Regions from separate parts of the Homo sapiens genome. Here regions 1 and 2 are each linked to region 3. A link is a contact called in ENCODE Hi-C or POLR2A ChIA-PET data. All regions are on one chromosome and are shown on one strand. The core of a region is the stretch at or near the end of the contact, and the rest is flanking DNA. Distances in the headings are between cores, read along the strand shown. Region 1 holds the start of SLCO4A1 (solute carrier organic anion transporter family member 4A1). Region 2 holds the start of DIDO1 (death inducer-obliterator 1). Region 3 holds the start of LSM14B (LSM family member 14B).

Evidence for each region. Hi-C counts contacts between places; a loop is a spot of excess contacts on that map. ChIA-PET counts read pairs that join two places held with the same protein, here RNA polymerase II (POLR2A). Pooled maps may share reads with other maps.
Region 1: a loop to region 3 is called in a pooled map, with 7 times the contacts of the local background. The contact joins the promoter of SLCO4A1 here to the promoter of LSM14B in region 3. A Hi-C loop is called at or near these places in 1 of 37 single-sample maps with no recorded cell type and 12 of 50 pooled maps. POLR2A ChIA-PET finds 5 or more read pairs at or near these places in 1 of 52 experiments (WTC11).
Region 2: a loop to region 3 is called in a pooled map, with 10 times the contacts of the local background. The contact joins the promoter of DIDO1 here to the promoter of LSM14B in region 3. A Hi-C loop is called at or near these places in 1 of 168 maps with a recorded cell type or tissue (naive thymus-derived CD4-positive, alpha-beta T cell), 2 of 37 single-sample maps with no recorded cell type and 14 of 50 pooled maps. POLR2A ChIA-PET finds 5 or more read pairs at or near these places in 1 of 52 experiments (GM12878).

What each region holds. Positions count from the first base shown.
Region 1 is chr20:62,641,105-62,643,889 of GRCh38, reverse strand. It overlaps SLCO4A1 (solute carrier organic anion transporter family member 4A1), which reads right to left and starts at 1,387. Exons shown (of 12, transcript NM_016354.4): 1 at 1,337-1,387. It overlaps LOC124904949 (a long non-coding RNA gene), which reads left to right and starts at 1,553. Exons shown (of 2, transcript XR_007067711.1): 1 at 1,553-2,237; 2 at 2,544-2,785. RefSeq lists a silencer at 950-1,899.
Region 2 is chr20:62,925,199-62,927,898 of GRCh38, reverse strand. It overlaps DIDO1 (death inducer-obliterator 1), which reads left to right and starts at 1,394. Exons shown (of 16, transcript NM_001193369.2): 1 at 1,394-1,460. RefSeq lists enhancers at 1-408, 1,291-1,904, 2,247-2,296, 1,905-2,518 and silencers at 1,207-1,646, 1,717-1,806.
Region 3 is chr20:62,121,114-62,123,813 of GRCh38, reverse strand. LSM14B (LSM family member 14B) reads right to left here and starts at 1,339. Exons shown (of 9, transcript NM_144703.3): 1 at 1,021-1,339. The coding sequence starts at 1,147. LOC105372706 (a long non-coding RNA gene) reads left to right here and starts at 130. Exons shown (of 3, transcript XR_936963.2): 1 at 130-358. RefSeq lists enhancers at 1-450, 451-1,139, 1,140-1,827 and silencers at 491-1,030, 1,191-2,280.

The DNA.
Region 1 (2,785 bases), core at 138-2,637, 520 kb before region 3:
GATAATGGCCACCTCGTGGGGTTGCTAGGGACTGAATGAGACGATGCTCAAAGCAGGGGTACCATGCCCGGCACATTCCAGCACTCAACACCTAACCCCTGCTGTCACTGTCCTTGTCATTATTACCAGATTCACAAGCGGAGCCGGCTAAGGCCAAGGAGCTGTCCTCTGAGATCCATTTGCTCCCGCTGCTGGGAATGAAAACGTCGCTGACACCGGGCTCTGCAGAGCCAGTTTCTGATTAGATGGAGGTAACCCAAGTTCCAAAAACCACAGCTGAGGAGCAGCAGCTGACAAGCTGGTTGCATGGATGTGGAAAACTACCGCGTTCCAGCCGCCTCCAGACAGAAACAGGACGCATAGCCAGGTCCCACGGCAGCTCCAAAGAGGGCCTTGCACGCCAAGCGGGGCACCCCCCAGCCTGAGGGTTCACCAACCACGCGGACCACGCGGAAACCTAGCTGGGCTTCTCTCTCCCCTCGGGGCGCCAGTGCGGGAGGCGGTTTCTCCCTTGGAAGTGGAAGTCAGATCTGCTTCCAGGTTCCCGGTCTAGGGCCGGTCTAGGGCAGCTAAGCCTGCCTGCTCCTTCCTTTCCATCCTCCCTGGTCAGGGGAGCCCAACAGCAACGCGAGGGCACCCGACCCTCTGCCTGCACCTGGAGGGCGCCCGGGTCCCCCCAAGCCACGGCCAGGACGTCGCGTGGTGGGGCAGGGAAAGGGGCGCCGCCGCTGCTGGAAACTAGCCCTGTGCGCTCCGCCCGCGCTCCCCTCCCGGAGATGTCTCGAGCGCCTCTGGCGCGAACAAAGCCCGGCCGCCCCCGAGAAACTTCCGTGCATGAAGGTTTCCTCCTTGACTCGGCAGCAGCGGCCGCCGCAGGTGGGTGACTCCGCAACTCTGGAGCTCCGCGGAGGCGCGTTCGTCCCCAGCTGGATCTGTGGGGCCTGCGCCTGCGCGCGCTCCGGGCCACCTGCCCAGGTCACCTGCCCCGGCCACTCCGACAGTCCCTGCCAGGGCCGCAGCCCCTGCTCACCCGCTTCCCCCCGGCACCCGCTGCAGCGTGGGGCCCCTTCGCCTCGGTCCTCCTGCGGGCGACTCGGGAGCTCCTACCTGCGCAGCCGGCGGCGGGAAGCGGCGAATTTGGCCTCCGATTCCGCTCGGTCCTGCCCTCCCCCGCGGAGAGGCTCGGGGCGCTCGGCCGGTGCCCAGGCCTCCCGCCCCCGCGCGCATCCCCCCGGCGCTCCAGCCCCTGCCCACGATGGCGGCACCTGCCGCGCTCCTACGCCAGCAGGTCGGGCCCTGTGCACCCGCGCCAGCTCCCCGCTCCCCGCGCACTCACCGTCCCCGTCTCGAGGGCCCGGCCGCCGCGCCGCGCAGCGCTCCACGCTCTGGCCTCCCCGGCAGCCACGCGCCGCTTCATTCATCCGCTGGGGCCGCCCCCGCCGCAGAGGGAGGGGCGGGGTTTCCTGCGCGGGGCCCGCCTCACCCCCCACGGCCAATGGCAGCGGCGACCGCCCCCTCCTCCCCCCCAGGGCACAGAGGCGGGAACGCGCGGCGGGGGACCAGGGCGTCTCTCTCCGGAGCGCTGCCGCCTCCTGGACTCCCCGCTCCAGCTCCAAGGACCGGCATCGCTGCCGCAGCCGGGAGGCCGAGAACGCGCGGTGGCGACGCCGCCCCAGGCCACGCGGCGAGGCGGTTCCGAACGGACTCGGGATTCGCTCCTGGGCGCTGTGGGGCCGAGTGGAGCCAAGCGGCCGTTTTTCAGCTCCGCCCTTCCGAAAGGCTGCCGCAGGGTCGGGGCCACGTGGGGCCCGCGGCAGAGGGGCTGGGGGAACGCCACGGGCGGCCCTGGTGAAGGTGCCCGCCGGTCTCGGCCTGACCCCCAGGCCCTGTTCTGGCACGCGCCCCACCTGCGCGCACAGTGAGACCGGCGCCCTAGCCTGGGAATCCGGGGAATCTCCAGCCCGTTGCCTTTTCCATAACCCCGTCTTCTTTTTCACACTAGCTCTGAGGGTGGAAGGCAGGGAGGTGCCAGCCACGTTCCCTTCCACAGAGGGAACTCCCTGTTGGAATTCCTACCCCGGCTTCCTGCCGTCTGTCCTGGAACACATTGCTCCAGGCCTCCGAGCCTCAGTTTCCTCGTTTGCAAAATGGGGGCGATAACAGAGCGTCCTCAAAGGGGATAAGACGGAAGAAGTTGGCTCATATCAGGGCTCATAATTGTTGCCAAGTATTAACAGGTAACCACAATCACACTCCACAAAGCTTCCCTTTTAGTGTCAGTGAAATTAATTTAAAAGAAGTTTCCGAAAGTCAAGTGTGTGTGTGTGAATCCTGAGATAAGTCAGGTAAGGGGGGAAATGACCACCTCACGGCCCCAGGCTGGTGAGGAAGTCCTAGCCACGGAGGCGGTGCTGCAGGACCTGGCCTGGTGGCATAGCGTGGCGGGCGGGTTCACCGTGGAGAGACGAAGGAGGTGCTGCGGCTTGTGAGAAAAGGCCCACAACCCCATGCAGTTATTTATGAAATGGTTTTCCTTCCTCCAGGGCTTGGGGCTCCTGCCCACTCGTATCAGGTCCCGGGACCCCCCCGGTGGTGTCCTCAGGGCTCCCGCCGTCCCAGGCCGCCCTCCACTTCTGGAAGCAGACACGAGGCCACGAGACCCACTGCTTTTGGGTATCTGCTTTCATTCCTGACACTGCCCTTTAAGAGAAAAAAGTACCCACATTGTTCCCAGATGGAGAGGGTCCCTCCCAGAGGGTGAGGCACTGCCACAGGGGCTCACGGC
Region 2 (2,700 bases), core at 145-2,644, 800 kb before region 3:
CAACCTGAGATCACACTCAAGATGGAAGACTGTCAAGCCCATCCCTGCCAGATTCTATTAATGTGGTCCTAATGGGCCACACCAGCAAAAACAAGCTGCGTTGTATTCCTTTGAAGAAAACTAAGTCTGCCTCAGAAACTAGCAGACCCTGTAATCTTCAGCGGTATTATTAAAAAGCACACCTGCCTCAAAGCCCCTGGTTCATCCATGGAAGCATCGCAGAAGCCTCTGTATTAGGGGCAGCTTTACGGCACTCTGGGCCCCTTTTACTCTTGGCCAGGGCCAACGCCAAAGGCTAGATGGTCCATGCTTCCAGGTAGCGTATCACTGTTCACAGAAGCAGAAACAAGTAATGGGGCCACCTCCACCCCCCCCAGGTCCCTGCCCTCGGAGCAAGTGGCCAGTGCCCATGGTGCCTCGAGGCAACAGCTGCCCCTCCTGCCCCCTCCCAGTCTCTTTCCTGCAGTATCTGGGGACAGACAGGTGATAGAGTGTCACTCTAGTTACTATTGAGCGAACTGAAGAAAATCCACATGGAAGGTTGACATCTACCATACCTCACTTTCCCCTCTCTTGATAGTAAGTGTCTAATCTTTCCCTCCAACCCCTGTGGGCAAACATGTCCATGCGTTCTTTGAGTTCTAGCTACTGGTCAGTAGTTCTGAGTGTAGGATTGACATGGTGGGAGGAGGCAGAGCTTTGGGACCACACCGCCAAGGTCCCTGGGGCCTAGAGGTCCAGCGTGCCCGCCTCCCTTCCTCGCTGTGCTCCTTTCTCTCCCCCCCACCCCCACGCTCCTGGTTTCTGGAGCCGAGCTTGGGGTGGGGAGGCAGCAGGTAGGGTCTTCAAGTTGGAGAGAAACCCCGCCCACACCTGGACCTCGCCCCTCGCTGCCATTCCCAGCCGAGGCCGTCAGGGGCCTGCGTTTTGAGAAACACAATCTGGAAGAGAAAACCTGGGCCTTTTCTTCTTTTATCCCCTGTCCCCGCCCCCCTACACCTCTTACAAATTTAGCCCAGGAGCTTTCTATCCCCACCGACTTGAAGGGTTTATCGGTCTTAAGAGCGAAATCCTGGCGGAGTGCAGTCCCTCGGGGCTAGCATCCACGTTCCGCCTGCGCCCTGCCCGGGCTGTTCCGAGGGATCCCCGCAAGGGCACTGCCCCAGCTTTCACTCTTGGAGTCGGGGAAATAAGGTGTCCACAAAGGATGCAAGCAAGTCATTGTCAGTGCAGACCCGAAGGGCGCGTCCGGAGTGCAGGTATGAAAGACGGGCGCATGCGCGCAGTCCGGGGCCGGGCTTCGCAGCCCGGGCTCCGCTCTAGCCCCGCAGCGTCTCGGTGGCCGGTCTCGTCCTCCGCCCGCCGCGCGGGGGCGCCGCTCTAGCCCCGCGCCATCTCGGTGGCCGTCCGCCCACTCCGCGGCGTTCGGGGAAATGGCTGCGAGACCCTAGAGGCCTGCGGCCTGCGGTAAGTGGCGTCCCGGGCGCCGGGTAGAAGAGCCGGCCGCCGCTTGGGCCGCCCTCGGGAGCGGGGCGGGGCCGGCATCGGAGCCCGGCTGGCGAGAGCCGCGGATCCCGCACAGGCCGCTCCCGCCGAGAAGATGGCGGCCGCGGAAGGGAAGGAGCGGGCGGGCGGGCGGGCGAGCGGGCGGGGCCGGTCAGAGCCGCCGCGGCCTGGGGCGCGGGCCTCAGACGCCGGCCCTGGTGGGCTGCGTGAGGTCGAGGGGACTGGCGAGCACTCGGTGGTCGCGGCTGGAACGGTTCCGAGGGTGGGAGTCGGGGCGGCCGCTCGCGGGGAAGAGCGCAGGGCTGGCCTGGGCGAGTGCGGCCCGGGGCTCGGGGGCTGCGTAGCTGGCTTGTAAGCGCAGCTGGTTTCCCTAGGCATTCTCGGGGACCTCGGCGCTTCCTCCCGGGCCTTGGGTGCGGTCGGGGTGGCCGGCTTAGCTTCTGGCGTGCCTTCGGGGGATTCCGGCACTGCAGGGGCGGCTGGCGCTGCAGGAAGCGCGAAGAGCCCGGATTCGCTTTTCTGAAGAGTGTGTCCTTACCTCCCCGCGCTGGTTTTCAGTTTTTTTGTGGAATAGTTTGTTGCGTTGGTTTGTACTGGCCGTATTTGTGACACATTTTGCCTTCCAGTGACCCCGGAAGCCGAAAGGGCCCGCTCTTGCGCTCGGCGGGAGGGGTGCTCGTGCTGCCTCCGCTGCGGCGTCCGGGGCTCCTTCTCGCGGTTCTGAGACAGTGGAGGTCAAGGCCGGCTTTTCTGCTCTAAATAAAGGACTTTAATATATAAGTTTAGAGTTTGGGCCACAGGTAGCAGTAGCTTACTGCGTTACCAGTTATTGAAAATACTCTTTAACTTGTGCCTGGGCCTTCGATATCCGTGTCATCTGTCTGCTGATGGAATGAGATTTGAGCCTAGTGTACTCAGGGACTTAGAGGAGGGAAAGGCAGATGGGAACGTCTTTTCGGTATATTCACATAACTTTGCTATATACCCCGTGTTCCATGGTTTCCGTAGGGCCACATATGACTTGGTTGAAATACAGTTCTGAGAAAGGTCCTTAGCAGTGCCTTTTAAGGAGTAAATACAGTCTTTTTTTAAATGAGCATTCATTGCTTACTGTTAGCACGAGGGATACAGCAGTGACCAAGGTGGCCCCTGTCCCAGTCCTGGAGACAAGTTCACTGGGGAACTTGAGAGATT
Region 3 (2,700 bases), core at 90-2,589:
AGACGGGCTTCAAAAGGAGACACTCCCTGTTTGGAATGAGTGCGTTCTTCTACACATGAAGTTCCCTGTGACCTAAGCAGCGTTTCAGACGCGTCTAGACACTTCAAGAACCCCTGGGAGCCTAGCGCCAGATCCAGCACACACACGGGCTTAGGCAGACGTGGCTCCACGGGCACTTTTCTCTGAGAGGCAGGGGAAGTGCACTCCCCGTCTTCTCTGGGTGATGAAGACAAAGAAACTCTGGACCACCCGCTGCCTCAACAACCTCAGAGATTCTGACTCTAAAGAGCCCCCCTCCTGTAAGTCCTCCAGCGGCCACAGCCGGTTACGAGCACCCACAGGCGGCTGTCACCAAAAGGTAAGCCCCACAGTGGGAAGGTCAGGATAGAGCAGGAGAACCGTTTAAACCGGGGCATCTGGCTGCCAACGGATGCTTCTGCCTTGGCAGGAGGCCGCATTAGGACGCGGTATTTGTTCAGGATCAAGGCCCCAGCTGTCTAATAAGTTCCAGAAAGGCTTGCAGGATTCGCGTGTTGTGACCCCACCCCCAGCCTTCGGGAGACGCCGGGACACTGGCCCCGCCACCCGACCTCGAGGCTCCCCCGCAGGGATCCCCCCAGGCTGGCGGGGAGGAGGCCCGCTGACGGGAGCCGCCCTGCTCCTCGGAGCTGGCACCTGCAGAGGTGGGCTGGGCGGCCGAGGGGGCGGCACCGCGGGGGCCGGGCCCGCCCCTCACCAAACACCGCCGGGCGCCCGCGCACAATCCCGCCGCCCTGGGAGCCCAGGGAGACCATTGTGCGGCCGGCTACGCTGGGGGAGGGTGGCGCGCGGGAAGGGGGCGCCTCGGGGGCGTCCGGGGTGAAGGCGCGGGCAGGGGATCTCGGGCCGGGTGTGCCCTGGGTGGGTTCTGGGCGGGGTCTGGGCGCCAGGCTCCGGGGCGCCCCGGGGCGGGGAGGGCACCGCAGGCCGGGGCTGTTGGCGGACGGGGGTCAGCGGGCTCGGGCGGGCGGCGGCCGCTACCTTTGGCGAGCGCCACGGTGGAGTTGTCGGTGTCGATGGTGTAGAGAATGCCCTCGTAGCGGATCTGCGCCTTGGAGATGAGGCTGATCTTGCTGCCCAGATACGGGGTGCCTGAGGAGCCGCTCATGGCGGCGGCCGGGGTGCGTCGGGCCGCGGTGGGGAAGGAGCGCCGGGCCGCGGCCCGCTCCGCCGCCGCGCGGTGGCCTGGCCGCCCGCTCCTGCGCTCCTCCGCCCGCCGCCGCCTCCGCCTGGGCGCCTCCTCGCCACCGCCCGAGGGGCCTGCGCGGGCACCGAGCGAACCAAGAAGGGGCGCGCGACTGGGGCTCTGAGAGGAGCGCGGGGGAGGAGGGGCCGCCGCAGCCACATCCGGGGCCTCGCGCCGCCACGCACCGCCACGCACCGCCCCTTCACGCTCGCCGCCCATTGGCTCGCCGCGCCCGCCGTCCTTTAAATATGGCCGGGCCGCCAGCTGGGGGGCGGGCCCTCGCGTCGTTCCTGCGCAGCAAGGCGCCGCTGGCCGGGGGCGGGTCTCCCCGGCGATCCGCCCCACCCTCGGCCGGCTCCCGGCGGGCCCCTCGCGGAGCTGGGAGCACGAGACTGAGCGGGCGGGGGGAGGGGTGGGAAGCGGCCCGGGAGGAGCGCGCGTGCGCGTGGGCGGGCGGCTGCGGTTTGCACGCTCAGTGGGCGGGACCGGGGAGGAGCGCCAGGCCCCGCCCGCGCGCGTGCCGGCGCCGCCCCGGACCCTGGGCGCCGCGAACACGGGGGCTTTGCCCCCTTGGCCTCAGTTTCCCCTCCTACAGAAGTGGGGTCCGGACGACTCCCCTATCTTGGGCCAGATGCGCCTATAGCCCTCACCCTCATGGGGGACCGGGGAGTGGCGGAGGCCCTGGGCGCCGGGTGTTCCCGGGCAGCCCCGGGACTCCCGCCCCAGTGCCCAGGTGCCGGCGGGGGGCGGGCGCGGCGGCAGCTCCCGGGAAGGCGGCGCTTCCGGCGTGGCAGCCTCTAAATATAACATGCTGAGCACACTTTCTCTTTTAATCCTGCCCCTCCTCCCAAAGCCTGCCGCAGCTTTCCATTTCCCTTAAAATAAATTCTGACTGGCTACCGGGGGCCTCGGAGCCTCCGCTCGTACCCGGGGCTGCGGCCCGGAGGCCTTGCCCACCTCCCCGGCCGTGGAGGAAGCTCGGCCGCCCGCCGTCGCTTAGCTGCGGGCCCTCCTCGCGTATACTCCGCGTGATTAGTGACCGAGGGCGCGCGGTGTGTGCTTTTTTTGCTTCCGTCTTGACCGTGAACATCATCAGATCACGGACCAATATTGGGTCCTGGAAAAAAAAAGTAGTGGGTGGTGACTATAAAAATGCAATAGGCTGGGCGCGGTGGCTCACGCCTGTAATCCCAACACTTTGGGAGGCGGAGGCGGGCGGATCACTTGAGGTGAGGAGTTCAAGACCAGCCTGGGCAAAATGGTGAAACCCTGTCTCTACTCTAAAAATACAAAAAAACTAGCCGGGCGTGGTGACAGACACGTGTAATCCCCAGCTACTCGGGAGTCTGAGGCAGGAGAATCGCTTGAGCCTGAGACGTGAAGATTGCAGTCAGCAGAGATCTCACCACTGCATTCCAGCCTGGGCGACAGAGCTAGACCCCGTCTCAAGAAAAATAATAATAAAAATGAAATAG